Linked DNA regions of Homo sapiens: region 2 is linked to region 1. Evidence: read pairs that join two places in POLR2A ChIA-PET (ENCODE). Cell type or tissue: Caco-2. All regions are shown on one strand. Links, peaks and the distances in the headings refer to the core of each region. The heading gives the core; the rest is flanking DNA. Region 1 overlaps KIAA1671. Region 2 overlaps KIAA1671.

Region 1 (8,330 bases), core at 190-8,189:
TTCCAGTCCCACACAGCTACATAAATGGAGATCTGTGAGTCTAGCATTGCTGTGAGAATCTCTGGGTCTAAAGCAATGGCTTATGGGGGTGCAAAGAGATGGGGCTGGGGCTGGGGCACCCACAGAAAAGCCCAAATAGCCTGGAGGGTACCAATTAGGGGAGTGAGAACAAAACCAGACTTTCTCGGTTGGTCAGGACAAGGACTGACCATTGAGTTCTTGAGACTGGACCACAACAGACCCACAGTCTTCTGTAGTCCTCAGAGAAGGGAGACTTGCCCTCATGGACACAAGTTGCTGTTGAACAGGAAATTCAGAATTATAATCTTGAGCCTCTCCAAATCATGTTCCTGGCAAGATAGCACAGCTCTGCTGGGCCCTCATCATCCACCCAACACCTGGTGTGAAGCCAGCTAGGAGCTTGGCATCCGTTCATGCACTGGTCCATGCATTCATGTATTCATCCATCAGATATGTATTTATTTACTTATTTTTATGAACATGAAGAAACATTAAGGGATTGGTCCTTAAAGGGCGGTGTCCACGTAACCATCTCTACCTGGGGCTCACCTAGAGCTCTTGCCACACAAAGCAGATTCTGGGTCCTTCCTCAGACCCCCAAGGCACCTGCCTGGTACTCTCCTCGTGGCACCAGGACCCAAGATATATCTGATGCCCACCCAAGTTTGAGTTCAATCTTCATATCTTTAGCCCTCTGTAAATGCAAGGATATCACAACTCAAAGAGGTTGAGGCCCTTGGCCAAGGTCCTAGATGTCAGAAGTGTGGTGCCAGGATTTGAACTCAGGCCCATCTGTACCCCTGTTGTCTCCTCCTCCACCCCCATCCCAGCAATCAGACACCACTGAACCACAGCAGCCGCTTCACCACAATTCAGCTCAGAAACCATTTTTCAACCAATGGCACTAAGTTGTTGAAAATCCACGGGGCTCCGCATCCCATGAAAAGATTAGGAAACTCACTAAGCAGATCTCTAATGACCTCCATTCTTTTTTCATCTCCCCCACAAAAGGACTTGTATTTATGCATGAGAAGAGGAAAAGAAAATCCAACATAGCATATGAAAAATCTCTAACTGTTCAGCTCCCAGGCGTGTATAGGAATGCCTCCTACTTAACCCTTCCTTCCTAATTAGCCGTGGCTGTTAATGACACACAAATATGCTTTGATCATCAAGTAGCAACTTAGGGGTGGGGTGGGGCAGGATGGGATGGGAAGAATCTTGCAAGGGGGGCAGGGAAGCCAAGTGGATGCAAAAGAGGCCGGGAAGAAGAGGATGGGGCTGCTGGCTCTATGCCAGGCCCATGTGTCCACCTCACTCCCTTCTAACAACTAAAACACTCGAGGCTGGGGGTCACTCTGGAGAGAAAATGGCACCATTTGAAGAAGAGGCTTAACCCTCTTAAAACACCAGTGGAGCCTGTGCCACGGTTCCGTCATTCCAGGCAGAGGGAACAGCTTGTGCAAAAGCTGGGAGGAAGGAATGTTGTTGCCAAGCTGTGAGCAGCCCTGGTGGTCCAAAAGGGAGGCCAGGCAGAGTGAAGCTACTGAGCACCTACCAGTGTGCCCAGCACACTCGTTACTGTATGGAATTCTCACCACCATGAAGAGTATTATGATTCCCTTTTAACAGATGGGGAAACTGAGGCTTGCTCAAAGTCTTGCTCAAAGTCACATGGCTAGTAGACAGGGGAGCAGGGATTTGAATCTGAGCTGATTTTACTGCAAAGATCTTAAGAGGTCACACCACAACCTCTAAAAAACATATGGGGAAACTGAGGCCCATAGCCAGTGTAATGGAGAGGACATTGGTTCAAAGCTGCACAACTGGGATACACATATGCTCACTTTTCTAAAAACCCAAATGCAGGGACGGAGTCTCATTATTTTTAACATATTACACAGCTGACTACAGGGCTTTTTGCAAATGATAGGAGCTCAGTAATTGTCTGTGGCTCAACTCCAAAGGATGTCAAAGTTGAGAATCACCTGGCCTCCAATGCCTCAACAATGAATTTAGAAACCCAAGCTCCAGTCCTGTGTCTGTCATCAATTTGCTGTGTGACCTTGCACAGGTCTCTCTCCCTCTCTGGGCCTTGGCTTCCTCAGCTGTAACAAAAAAAGAAGTGAACTGGAAGGATCTAGATGTTCTGACAACCAAGGCTCAGGAACTCCTCCATGAAGAACAATTCCACACCAACCTCATGCCCCTCAGCTACCTGTTTACATGGGCACCTAGGGCTCATTTAAAAACATTTATGGATAATGAAACTCAACACGTCATCTGCCAGCATGGCTACCTTTGTACGCTCTTCAAATGCAGCACCAGAGGCTCCAGAACATCCCAGGTTTTTCCTGCCAAGATGTCTGCAACGTGGCTGCCACATCCAACCCTCATCCTTCCCAAAGCAGAAGGCAATTACCAAGAAGAAAAGAACAGGCTCCTAGCTACGAATTAAGGAATTACCGGTGTTAAATCATAGGTGTGCCCAGGGAAGGGCTGTTTCTAGAAATCAGGCTGGTGATGGTGGGAACGTGAGGTGCTGGATAACTTCTGGCTTTGGCAGAAAGCAAATATTTGGACATGGAGCCAGGAGATGAGGGACTGGGAATTAATAGACCGTGAAGAGTACTTCCAAACACCAGAAAATCTGCCCCCATCTGAACCTCCCCTTTGACAGGTGATAACTAGAATGACAATAAAAGCCACTGTTTATAAAGAACTATGTGCCCTCCACCAGCATCTCCTGTCACTCTCGTAACAACTCCGTGAACTGATATTGTTTGCGCCACTTTGTAGCAAAAGAAAAACGCTTTATCAGAGCAGACAGACTTGCCCAAAATTACACCAGGAATCAAAGGTTCTATTACCTAAAAGGGTATTCCAAAGGCCTACTACTAATACTTTGGCCTTGTCCAGAATCTGTTGGGTAAGGCCACATGGTTACTTAAGGACTGGCAGGGGTGTGAACTCACATCCCAGGATGAGCTCTTACGATCTACATCAGTGGTTCTCAACCAGGGTGACTTTGCCCCTTACATTTGGCAATGGCTGGAAACATTTTTGGGCATCACAACTGGGGATGGGAAGGATGGTGCAGGCATCTAGTGGGCAGAGGCCGGGGATGCTGCTCAGCATCCTACAGTGCCCAGGACAGCTCCCTATGACAGAGAATTATCCAGCCCCGAACGTCAATGTCACCATGGTGTGAAACCCAGTTCTACACCATGGTACCTCTCAGGAAACGAACCCCAAATCTCTCAATCCACTTCCTCAAATGGGAGGCACAAGAAATGAGACGTCAGCAGACCTGGGCTGGAGTCCATGCTTGGTCGACTATGAACTAGGTGACTCTGGGCAACTCACCTCTCCCCAAGTCTCAACTTTATCATTTGTAAAACAGACCCGACATAGATAATACCTCTTGGATGGGGTTTCTATAGGGATTTAAGACAATCTGCTTAGCTCAGTGGCTGGCACATGGTCAATGCTTAAAATATGTTACTCTTTAAGCCTTAATTTCCCCATCTGTAAAATGGGACAATAGCCTCTGCCTTGAATGTGGCCCTCCAGTTTTTTCCTCTGAAATTTTTACAAAGAAGTCACATCTTCCCAGATGGCCTAGATGCCAGATGCGAACAACCTGGAGAGGCGCCTGCTATAGATGGCCCCTGGACCAGCAGCTAACTTTGCATGAATACGAAACCAACAGTCAGGAACAGTGGCTCATGCCTGTAATCCCAGCACTTTGGGAGGCTGAAGCAGGAGGACTGCTGGAGCCCAGGAGTTCGAGACCAGCCTGGGTAACATAGTGAGACCCCCATCTCTACAAAAACTACAAAAAATTAGCCAGACATGGTGACACATGCCTGTAGTCCCAGCTAGTGGGGAGGCTGAGATGGGAGGATCGTATGAGCCTGGGAGGTCGAGGCTGCAGTGAGCTATGATCACAATGCTGCACTCCAGCCTGGGTAACAGAGTGAGACCCTCTCTCAAAACAAACACACACTTGGTGTTAAGTGTCTGAGAGCTGGCAGTTTGTTACTGCAGCATAGCATACTCTAATCTGACTAATGTATCAAGGTTGTAAGGATAGCAACTGTGCCTGGCATTTATTATGCACTTCCGAGGTTCCAGGCATCATGCTGGGTACTTCACAAGGCATCTGAGGCTTGCAGAATTAAAGTCACCTGTCTGAGGTCCCAAAGCTGACTAGTGGCAAAGCTGGCATTCAAACTAAGGACTGTCTGAAGGGAGAGCCAAGCTCTGAACTGTACTCAGCTAATTCTACCTGCACCCCTCTTTTCTTGCCATCAAGAAAGAACAGCAGAAGATACCAAATCTATGCTTAGAAAACAAAAGTCAAAGGTGTTCACAAACTCTGCAATTTTTAATTCTTAGTAATAAGGTATGCTTCAGACCCTCCTTCCAAGGGAGCAGGGCAATCTGACAGAACTTCTCTGGACTAGAAACTGATGCTGGAGAAAAGCCACCATGCTCTCATATCTCTGCATAGCGGTCGCTGCTGTTTATGGCCCAGCTCTTACAATGAATGTTTGATGAGTTAAGTGGGGTAATGGGCACTTAGAATCCAAGAAACAAATTCCATCCCATGCTGGGAGATTCATGCCAACTCCTAAAAGGGTGAGCTGCTCAAAAGCCCCTGGGAGCCTGACCCCAGGCTGGCTGAGCAGCCAGCCTCCTTTATGGGCAAGAACACATGAGACAAGAAAGGTATCCACTGGGAATACCAACACCTACACATTACAGACCATGGGCAGGTCTTCCCACCTCAATTTACTCATCTGCAAGACAAGGCATTAAATAATACTCCCTGGCCATCCTTGGACTATTTCCACAAGCGTAAGTGAGAAGAAATGTGTACTAGTTATCTCTGGCTGCGTAACAAATAGCCCCACAACTCAGTGGGTGGAAACAACAAACATTTATTATCTCACACCGTTTCTGGAAGCCAGGGATCTAGGAAGGATTTCAGTGAATGGTCCTGGCTCAGGGTATCTCATGAGTTTGGAGTCAAGCTGTTGGCCAGAGGTGCAGTTTCACCTGCAGGCTGGAAGATCTGCTTCCAAGCTCACCTGTGTGCCAGATTTCAGTTCCTTGCTGGTGGTGGACTGGAGGCTTCAGTTCCTCACCATATGGGCCTCTCTACAGGGCTGCTTGAGGGTCCTCAAGACACAGCAGCTTTCCCCAGAGTGAAAGCTCCAAGAAAGGGAGTGATCAAGAGGGAAGCTGCAGTGTCTTTTGAAACCTCATCTCAGCCGGGCACGGTAGCTCACGCCTGTAATCCCAGCACTTTGGGAGGCCAAGGCGGGTGGATCACAAGGTCAGGAAATCGAGACCATCCTGGTTAACACGATGAAACCCCATTTCTACTGAAAAAACAAAAAATTAGCCAGGTGTGTTGGCACGTACCTGTAATCCCAGCTACTGTCCCCAGGCAGGAAAATCACTTGAACCCAGGAAGGGGTGGTTGCAGTGAGCCGAGATTGCGTCATTGCACTCCAGCCTGGGCGACAGAGCAAGACTCCATCTCAAAAAAAAAAAAAAAAAAAAAAAACCTCATCTCAGAAGTGATGCCATGTATTCTGTTGGTCACACTGACCAACCCAGTACAGCATAGAAGGGGACTTCACAACAGTGTGAATAACTGAAGGCAAGAATCACTGAGAGGACCACCTTAGAGGCTATCATGTTTGACTGTGCCTTGCCAACTATTAAGCTCTGATCAGATAACAATGGTGATGATGATAATGACTGTTTTTGTTTTTTTTGTGAGATGGAGTCTTGCTCTGTCGCCCCGGCTGGTGTGCAGTGGCGCGATCTCAGCTCACTGCAAGCTCTGTCTCCCGGGTTCACACCATTCTCCTGCCTCAGCCTCCTGAGTAGCTGGGACTACAGGCGCCCACCATCACGCCTGGCTAATGTTTTTGTGTTTTTAGTAGAGACGGGGTTTCACCATGTTAGCCAGGATGGTCTCGATCTCCTGACCTCGTGATCGGCCCGCCTCGGCCTCCCAAAGTGCTGGGATTATGGGCGTGAGCCACTGCAACCGGCCAATAATGACTGTTCACTGAGATCCTACTGATACAGGACAGGCAAAGTGGGGCTTAGTCCATGAGGGTTCTTGGCTTTGTCCAAGAAAGAATTCAAGGGCAAGCTGAGATGGAAGAAAACAGCTTTATTGAAGTGGCAGTGTTCCAGCTCCGTGACAGCCCCAGCAGAGCAGGGCTATCCCACAGGCAGAGAGTGGCAGCTCAGGGCAGTTTTGTAGTCACATTTATACCCACTTTTAATAACATGTAGACTAAGGGGCAGTTTATGCAGAAATCTCTAGGGAAAGGGTAGTAACTTTTGGGTCATTGGGTCATTGCCATGGAAAGGGACAGTAACTCCCAGGTGTTACCATGGCAATCAATGGGAAAGGGACAGTAACTCCCAGGTGTTACCATGGCAATCAATGGTAAACCGACATGTCACACTGGTAAGCGTGTCTGATTGGAAAGCTGCTTCTGCCCTGGTTCTGTTTTAGCTAGTCCTCAATGTGGTCCGGTGCCCGAGCCCCGCCTCTGGAGTCGAGTCCCACTTCCTACCTCACTATTATGCACCAAGCGTTGTGCTGCAGTTCCACATACTGCAATTGTGGGGGAATAATATTATTGGCCTCATTTTACAGAAGAGGAAACTGAGGCTTTAAAAAAGTAGGAAAACTACCCAAAGCCACATAGCAAGGGAGACGCAGAACCAGGATTCAAACTCACAACTCCCAGATCCCACAATTCACTCTCTTAACCAGCTGCGTATACTGGAGCTGGCTTGTCCTGGCCCCTGAGGGACAACTGCAATTTTCAGGAGCCAGGTATTAAACACAGCCATTACTGAAGATTAAACGATCTAAACTTACAATTAAAGAAATCACATTAAAAGCAAAAGTAATAAATATTCCCATCTCATCACTTCCTAATTACTTTGCTACATTTTATTATTTTCCACGGGCTTGCCGTCACTTATGTCTATTATATCTGTGTGGTAAAAATACTAAAGAACAGTAATCTACTGCCCATCTTTCCCCAACTTTGTGTTTAGTGAAAACTAGTTAGAAGCTTACAATTGGCTATGGTGGGAGTATTTATACCACCAAATTGCGCAAATGCTACCAATCAAAGCTTTTTCCCCAAGAAGACGGGGTTGTTAAACATTTTACCAGCACACCATTACAACTAATCTGTTATTTCTCTTGTAAGGACTTCTCTTGCTAAAGACTCCATTCTCTTTTTTTTTTTTTTTTTGAGATGGAGTCTCACTCTGTCGCCCAGGCTGGAGTGCAGTGGCGTGATCTTGGCTCACTGCAGGCTCCGCCCCCCAGGTTCATGCCCTTCTCCTGCCTCAGCCTCCCGAGCAGCTGGGACTACAGGCGCCCACCACCTTGCCCAGCTAATTTTTTGTATTTTTAGTAGAGATAGGTTTTCACCGTGTTAGCCAGGATGGTCTCAATCTCCTGACCTTGTGATCCGCCCGCCTCGGCCTCCCAAAGTGCTGGGACTACAGGCGTGAGCCACCGCGCCCGGCCAACTAAAGACTCCATTCTTCATGAAATCCGAAAACGTAACACTCCCTGTGATGCGTATCAATCCAGATTTCCTTCCTGAAATTTCTGACTTCCTGATGAGGAAGCAAGAAGCATTTGTCTGAACAAAACATCTGAGATTAGAAAACGCAGGGAGAGGGAGAGAAAAGTGAGAGTAACAAAGGGGCCTTCTGATCACAGAAAGCAACGTGAGCTTACTTAAACCTCGGGGACCTCTCAGAAATCCAGATGAAGAAGTACACATGCAGGCCCCGCCCCTGCAGGGTCACTCCTGGTAGCCCAGAACGGGAAATTACCCAAATGTCCAGCCAGACAGGTTAATAAATTATGGAGCACACAAATGTTGCAAGGGCATTAAAAGTGTCATAAAGACATACAAAACTTTCACATTTTTTAAAGGATATAAAGAGAAAGAGGGTTGGCAATTTTGTTTGGAAGAGGGGGGAAAAAGACAAGAAGGAAATGCATTCCAATGCTAGGAGTGGTTTTCATCAATGTGATGTTAGGAGAATGGGTGGGCTTTGTTTTCTTTACATTTTTCTATATGTTCCAAGAATACATTGAGCACACCGTATTTTGTTGGTTGGGGAGACAGGAAAGGAGATTAACATTACTTAACAAAAGCAGATCCCTGTGGAGCACCCAAGCCCTCTGTTCTGCCCCTCCATTCACTCCAGGTCTCTCCCAGAGGCTCCTACTCTGA
Region 2 (8,330 bases), core at 266-8,265, 89 kb after region 1:
GAAACCAAAGTGGATGTTAAAGAATGAGGAGACGAGGGTGGAGTGATTTTTCTAGAATGTTCCAGCAAGCTTTCAGCTCCTGACAGAACCACACCCTTTGCCTTTTGAGTATTGGGAATCTGATAGGTGACTGCAAAAAATGTCGCCTTGGGTTCCACAGGTGACCCTTGCTTCACTGCTGGGGAAGTCTGGTCCCGTGAAGCACCTGGGTTCACCTCCTGGGTCTCCACCCTGTAGTGGGATAGTTGAGGTTTTCTTAAGGCACTGGCTGTGGGGCTCACATAATCTGTTCGTCTGTGCCCCACATGTGGAGAGTCCTCTGGGACAAGAGAACTGAATGTATCAAATTTCACGTTGGGGGGTAAAGTCCGCCGCCGCCATCTGTCCATTCTCTGGTCCATGGCGCCGGCTTTCCGCATTCTGACTGCAGGCTGTGGCACCTGGGCCGGCCCTGGATCACCCTCCCTGGCGGCTACAATGAAGGGCCCTTTCTGCACAGCAAATGCATCTGGATGTGTTCGTGCTTGGGAGTCAGAAGGCCCATTCGTAGCCCTGGAAAGAGGATCGAGGGGGCATCCCTGGGGTGGGCCCCTTGCTCCCACTCCTGGCTTGCTTCTGGCCCCCTCTGGCCCCTCATGCTGGCTTTCCCAGATGGCAGCCTTGATAGCCCTGACGGAGGTGGCCCCGGGAGCACAGTGCTCTTCGCTGACTGCCACGGTGGCTTTGTGCGAGCTCACCACTGCCCCGCCTGTCCATTTGGGAAACGGGCAATTGCCCCCAAACTTCGGTCCACTAGCCTCAGGCATGCCTCGAGCTTCCCAAATCAAACTGGCCCTTTGGACGGACCCCGCCTGACCTTCCAAACCACACTCCAGGTCAGCAGGGGTGACCTCCTGGGACAGCTGCCTGTCCTTCAGTGAGAGCCAAGACCTGAGGCTGCGGAGCGTGACCGCTTTCTCCTCCGGTGCCGGTGAGATGGCCTCGCTGTGCACACGCTCTCCCACTGCATGCACAATGTCATATCTGGGCTCAATTCTCTGCGATGTGGGAGGATTTTCCAAGTGTTTGAGGAAGGTGTTATTATTGTGGTTTTCAGACAAAGGGTATTTGTCCCGGAGAGGCGTGTGATACGGTCTCAGTTCACCATTCAAAAGGGTGGTTGGTCCCAATTTCTCCGTCTCGGGATTGTCAAACCCTCTGGAGTTCTCTTTCTTCAGTTTTGTCATGTCTGGTGGGTCCCTGCCCAGCCAAGAGCCCATCTCAGGCCTCGGCCTGGGTTCTGAGACACGGGCATGGGCCATGTCACCAGGGGGTGTGGTGGAGAGACAACGTCCCGACTGGTCAGCCACTGTGTGTCTCTCCACGTGGTGCTCAAATACTGTGGCCCACACAGTCTGGAAGCTCCGGTCATCCTCTGGAGTGACGTCAGAAGGGCACGGGGCCTCCACTGAGCTTCCACCGCGACAGCTGTCGGGGTCTTGGTTAGAGCTAACCTTCTGCTCCGTCTGCCTGGACTTATCCCGGAGTGTCCCAGGCTTCCAGGGGCTTCTCGGGATGCATGCTCCATCCAAACTGTGCCCCTCCTTTTGCTGGAAAGAAACAAAAAGAAAAAGAAACACCTCAGTGTTTAAGGATTTGAGATGGAAAGGAAAAAGTGGAGTAATTGAAAGGGCTGCTTGTATAATTAAAACAATGAAATACCATAAAATTGAAAAGAATGAACACACCCAGTGTGGGTGAGGATGTGGGGAAATGGACACTCAGATACTGTTGGAGAGAACATAAATGAACCCGACTTTGGGCAAAGCAATGTATCTATCCTGATGTTAAAATACTCATTTCCTTTTATCCGGCCAAGTTCCTCCCAGGACTTTGTCCACATGCACAAGCCTACACAAACAAGAAAGTTGAGACAGCACCGTTGGTGCAAGCAAAAGAACACAGAAACAACCTGAATGCTCACTGGAAAAGCATTGGCTAAATTTCAATTATCTCCAAACGATGGACTACTGCACAGGCATTTGTTACCACAGAAAGAGGCAGATCCAGCCAGGCGCGGTGGCTCACGCCTGTAATCTCAGCACTTTGGGAGGCTGAGATGGGAGAATCGCTTAAGTCCAGGAGTCCAAGACCAGCCTGGGCAAAATAGTGAGACCTTGTCTACACCAAAAAAATAAAATAAAATAATAATAATCTTTTAAAAGGAATTAAAGGCCAGGTGCGGTGGCTCAAACCTGTAATCCTAGCACTTTGGGAGGCCAAAGCAAGTGGATCACCTAAGCTCAGGAATTCAAGACTCCAGCCTGGTCAACATGGTGAAACCCCGTTCTCTACTAAAAATACTAGCTGGGTGTCGTGGCACACGGCTGTAATCCCAGCAACTCAGGAGGCTGAGGCAAGAGAATTGCTTGAACCTGGAGGGCGGAGATTGCAGTGAGCCGAGGTCGTGCCACTGCACTCCAGCCTGGGTGACAGAGTGAGTCTCTGTCTAAAAAAATAAATAAATAAAAGGAATTAAATACTGATTCATCCTACACCGTGGATGAATTTTGAAAATACTATGCTAAGCAAAAGAAGCCAGTCAAAAAGCTATATAAGACTCCATTTATATACAGCATATATATAAATATAAATATATATACACATCATAGGTAAATCCATAGACAGAAAGTGGATTACTGGATGCCTGGGAATGGGAGACGAGGACACAAGGTTTCCATTTGAGGTGATAGAAGATTCTGGAACTAGATAGTGGTGATGCTTACATAATACTGAAAACGTCCTTAATGCCACTCAGTTGTGCACTTTAAAATGGTTATAATAAGGCCAGGGGCACAGTTTGCTAACCCCTACTGTAGATGATGGAATGCCATTGAAGTGCTCTAAAAACACTGACTGTAAACCTTTGTTGAAATATATACACACACATATATATACACACATATATACATATATACATATATACACATATATACATATATACACATATATATTTTTTTGCAATATACACATATATACATATTTTTGTGATGGAGTCTTGCTCTTTTGCCCAGGCTGGAGTGCAATGGCACGATCTCGGCTCACTGCAACCTCCGCCTTCCGGATTCAAGCGATTTTTCTGCCTCAGCCTCCCGAGTAGCTGAAAGTGCAGGCATGCATCACTACACCCAGCCAATTTTTGTGTTTTTAGTAGTGACGGCATTTCACCACGTTGGCCAGGCTGGTCTTGAACTGCTGACTTCAAGTGATCCACCTGCCTCAGCCTCCCAAAGTGTTGAGATTACAAACACAAGCCACCGCACCTGGACTGTTTATATTTTAATACGTAAATTTTACATAAACAATACATGAATCCATTTTGATTGTAAAGGAATCCAAACAATACAAAGTTCAAAGCTTTTTTTATTTTTTATTTTTATTTTTTGAGATGGAGTTTCGCTCTTGTCACCCAGGCTGGAGTACAATGGCGCGATCTCGGCTCACCGCAATCTCTGCCTCCCAGATTCAAGTGATTCTCCTGCCTCAGCCTCCCGAGTGGCTGGGATTACAGGCATGCACCACCACGCCTGGCTAATTTTTTTTTTGTATTTTTAGTACAGATGGGGTTTCTCCATGTTGGTCAGGCTGGTGTTGAACTCCCAACCTCAGGTGAACCACCCACCTTGGCTTCCCGAAGTGCTGGGATTACAGGTGTGAGCCACCACGCCCGGCCAAAGTTCAAATCATTTTTGTTCCCTTGTTCAAATACCAGTCCCTTTTCTTGGATAACAGCTATTACCAATGGGTTATGATCCTTGAAGAGCCTTTCAGAACTCTCTTTGTATTATTTATATATATATTAGAAAGACCGAATTTTTGAAACTTTGTAAATTTTGTAAATTTCACAAATTCATTATTTTTCTTTAAAAATAGTTAAAATGATATATTTTATGTTATGTGTACTTTTTTTCTTTTTAAAGGCAGGATTTCAGCCAGGTACGGTAGCTCATGCCTGCAATCTCAGCACTTTGGGAGGCCGAGGCGGGTGGATCACCTGAGGTCGGGAGTTCGAGACCAGCCTGACCAACATGGAGAAACCCTGTCTCTACTAAAAACACAAAATTAGCCAGGTGTGGTGGCGCATGCCTGTAATCCCAGCTACTCAGGAGGCTGAGGCAGGAGAATCGCTTGAACCCAGGAGGCAGAGGTTGCAGTGAGCTGAGATTGTGCCATTGCACTCCAGCCTGGGCAACAAGAGCGAAATTCCATCTCTAAAAAAATAAATAAATAAATAAAATAAAGACAGCATCTCGCTCTGTTGCCCAGGTTGGAGTGCAGTGGTATAATCAGAGCTCACTGCAGCCTCAAACTCCTGGCCTCAAGCAATCTTCCCACCTTGGCCTCCTAAAGTTCTGGGATTATAGGCATGAGCCACCACATCCAGCCTGTTATGTGTATTTTACTACAATAAACACACCCACATACACACACACATAAAGTCTACTTATAGAGATAAAATCTCATCACATGTAAAGCAAGGGTTTATTTCTTAACTATTCCTTTCTTTAAAGTTTTAAACATACACAAAATTACAGAGAAAATAATGAACTTGCCCAACCCATCCCCCCAATTTAATGACAATCAACATTTTGCCACTCTCGCCACACACAGCCTTTTTGCCCTTGCTGCTGCTGTCACTACAGCATTTTAATACAAATATAAGGAGCTTTAATTACTTAAATGGTATCACTCCTAACCATTTTCAAAGAAATGATTCAGAAAATGCAACAATAAAACTTGCAGGGCAAACCGCTGCCTCCAAGAGTGGTGGTGGGTATTGCCATTCAAAGCCAGCCCACTTTTGTTGGTGATGTACTGAGATGGGTACAAGCTTGAAACCAAGCACTGGTGTTATTTTTAAAACTCCACGGAAGTTTCTTAAAACATAAAACATGCATCTACCATATGATCCAGCCATTCTACTCCTAGATGTTTACCCAAGAGAAAAGAAAATAGAAGTCCTGGCCGGACGCGGTGGCTCACACCTATAATCCCAGCATTTTGGGAGGCCAAGGCAGGCAGATCACCTGAGGTCAGGAGTTCAAGACTGGCCTGGCCAACATGGTGAAACCCCATCTCTACTAAAAATACAAAAAATTAAGTGGGCATAGAGGCACGTGCCTGTAGTCCCCAGCTACTCAGGAGGCTGAGGCAGGAGAATTACTTGAACCCAGGAGGCAGAGGTTGCAGTGGGCTGAGATCACGTGACTGTACTATCCCAGGCAACAGAGTAAGACTCTGTCTCAAAAATTAGAAAAAAAAAAAAAAAAAAAGGCCAGGCGCAGTGGCTTATGCCTGTAGTCCCAGCACTTTGGGAGGCCGAGGCAGGTGGCTCACAAGGTCAGGAGATGGAGACCATCCTGGCTAACACGGTGAAACCCCATCTCTACTAAAAATACAAAAAATTAGCCAGGCGTGGTGGCGGGCCTCTGTAGTCCCAGCTACTCAGGAGGCTGAGGCAGGAGAATGGTGTGAACCCAGGAGGCGGAGCTTGCAGTGAGCCGAGATCGCGCCATTGCACTCCAGCCTGGGCAACAGAGCGAGACTCCATCTCAAAAATGAAAAATAATAATAAATTAAAAAATTAAAAAAGAAAAAGAAAAGAAAAGAAATAGAAGCTCTTACAAAGCCTTGTCCACAAATGTTCACAGCAGCTTCACTGGTAATTGCCCCAAACAGATAACAACCCAATTGTCCATCAAAAGGTGAATGGATAAACGAATTGTGGTCTACTCACACAAATAGAATACTAGTCAGCAACAGAAAGGAATGAACTACTGATACATGCTACACCATGAATGATCTCAACATAATTACTCTGAGTGAACAAGCAAGGGCAAAAAAAAAAAGAGGACTGATTCCATTTATACTAAAGTCTAGAAAATGCAAACTAATCTACACGGACAGAAAGCAGACCTGTGATGGGCTGGGAAGAGCAGGGGAAGGGAGAGATTACAACGTCGTGGCCGGGTGTGGTGGCTCACACTTGTAACCCCAGCACTTTTGGAGGCCGAGGTGGGTGGATCACTTGAGGTCAGGAGTGCAAGACCAGCCTGGCCAACACAGCGAAACCCCGTCTCTACTAAAAATGCAAAAATTAGCCAGGCGTGGTAGTGGGTGCCTGTAATCCAAGCTACTCGGGAGGCTGAGGCAGGAGAATCACTTGAACCTGGGAGGTGGATGTTGCTGTGAGCCAAGATCGCACCACTGCACTCTAGCCTGGGCAACAAGCAAAACTCCGTTTCCAAAAAAAAAAAAAAACAAAGTGGCATGAGGAACCTTTTGCCTGGGATGGAGATGTTCGCTATTCTGACTGTGATGGTGGTTTCACAGGTTGTACACACATAGGAAACTCACCAAGTTGAATGTGTTAAATCTGTGCTCTTTCCTGTATGTCAATTGTATCTCAAAGCTGTTTTTAAAAAAACTGGGCCAGGCACGGTGGCTCACACCTGTAATCTCAGCACTTTGGGAGGCCGAAGCGGGCAGATCACGAGGTCAGGAGATCGAGACCATCCTGGCTAACATGGTGAAACCCCAACTCTACTAAAAATACAAAAGAAATAAGCCGGGCATGGTGGCGGGCACCTGTAGTCCCAGCTACTTGGGAGGCTGAGGCAGGAGAATTGCTTGAACCCGGGAGGCGGAGCTTGCAGCGAGCCGAGATCACATCACTGCACTCCAGCCTGAGCGACAGAGGGAGACTCCATCAAAAAAAAAAAAAAAAAAAAAAAACGAAAACAAACCAACCAAAAAAACAACTAAGACTCTGCAGAAAGCATCAACCACAAACCGGTTTTCGCTAGGAGACAATTTTATGAGTTTTCTCTTATTAAAAAGATGAAATAAAAATACTTTTCAAGCAATTTAATTGCTGGTAACCTACTTCTTTTTGTTTTAATTTACATTTTTATTCTTTTAGAGACAAGTCTCACTCTGTCGCCCAGGCTAGAGTGCAGTGGCATGATCATGGCTCACTGCAGCCTCAAAGTCCTGAGCTCAAGCAATCCTCCTGCCTCAGCCTTAACTAGAACTATAGGCATGCACAACCACATCTGGCTAATTAAAAAAAATTTTTTTTTTCTTTTAGAGATAAGAGTCTCACTATGTTGCCCAGGCTGGTCTCAAACTCTTGGGCTCAAGCAATCCTCCCTCCACCTCAGCCTCCCAAAGTGCTGGGATTACAAATGTGAGCCACTGTGCCCAGCCACCTACTTCTTCCTTCTATGGCTAGGTGGTAAGTAAGGGGAAGGCAATAAGAACCACTATGAAGGACCTTGAAGGAGTTTCTATTAACATCTTAAACCTAAATTTTAGTATTTTAACAAAGCAGGCACTCCTATATAAGAAAGCCATGCCCCTCTGCCTCTTTGCGAAGAAAAAAAATGCCTGATAACATTTGTAAACAGCATTTAACACCTGGGAGTAGGGAATCACAACTCTTCATGCCAAAAGGGACTTCAAAGTCCCAACATTAGAAGAAAAAATGTTTTATCGTGTGCATGACATGTTTCTGAGTCTTCCTGGGGCCTAGAAGATCATGGAGGCTCTTTCTCCAGCAGCCATAACTGCCCGCTGGTTAATGAGAGACGTGCTACACAGCCACTCCTTACCTTTTCTCTCGGTTCCTTAGGAAACTCGCCGCTCAGCTCAGCACTCTTCTCATATTTGACTTCGTTGCTGGAAGCTGAACTTGAAAACCTGGTACAGAGATCTGAGTTACCTTCATGGAGCTGGAAGCTGTTATTCCCCCCAGCCCACACACCAGCTCAGGAGGCCAGGCCAAGTAACCTTCAGAAAGGACATTTCCTTTCCACTTACCAAAAGGAGAACTGCCCAGTGGGGAGAGCCTACCTCAAACACAGCATTACTGGGGTGGAGGAGCCCCAGCTGGGGGAAGACACCCAGGTGCTAGTCCCAGCTCTACTGCCTCTTCACTGGGGGAGCTTGGTTTAGGCTTGTGACCTCACCTGAGCCTCTGTTTCTTCATCTATAAAACAGGGATAATTAACACCTCCCCATCCCTTTTATGGGGCAGATAAGAGGCTACTCAAGGCCCTAATAGCTACGTGAGGGCGTTTAGGGAAGAGTGAAGATGCCCCAGGAGGGATAATGAATGGCTGTTGTTAGCAGTGCCAGGTAAAACAGCAGCCCCACCTCAGAGCAGCCCCCAGACTGAAGGGTAGTGGGCTGTCAGGGAATGTGTGGGGGCCCAGGTCTGTCTCTGCCTCTCTGGATCACCAGGGCCCTCTTTGGGCCTCGTTTTCCCCACCTCAAAAAGGGAAGAGGGT

Evidence for each region. Peaks named below come from ENCODE experiments on the same cell type or tissue, not always from the same donor. Only the 100,000 strongest peaks of a DNase experiment are listed, where the experiment ranks them.
Region 2: POLR2A ChIA-PET joins it to region 1 with 12 read pairs; 2 of 35 experiments call an interaction of 5 or more read pairs at or near these places.

The regions. Positions count from the first base shown.
Region 1 is chr22:25,120,460-25,128,789 of GRCh38, reverse strand. All of the region lies in intron 6 of KIAA1671, which reads right to left. Among named protein-coding and RNA genes, the nearest start is that of KIAA1671-AS1, 12 kb to the right of the region's middle. RefSeq lists an enhancer at 4,788-4,957. In Caco-2, for the core only: no CTCF peak of the experiment used is centred there; no DNase peak of the experiment used is centred there.
Region 2 is chr22:25,032,019-25,040,348 of GRCh38, reverse strand. KIAA1671 reads right to left here. Exons shown (of 13, transcript NM_001145206.2): 4 at 7,653-7,740; 5 at 1-1,589. Among named protein-coding and RNA genes, the nearest start is that of KIAA1671-AS1, 77 kb to the left of the region's middle. In Caco-2, for the core only: no CTCF peak of the experiment used is centred there; a DNase peak (open chromatin) is centred at 3,687.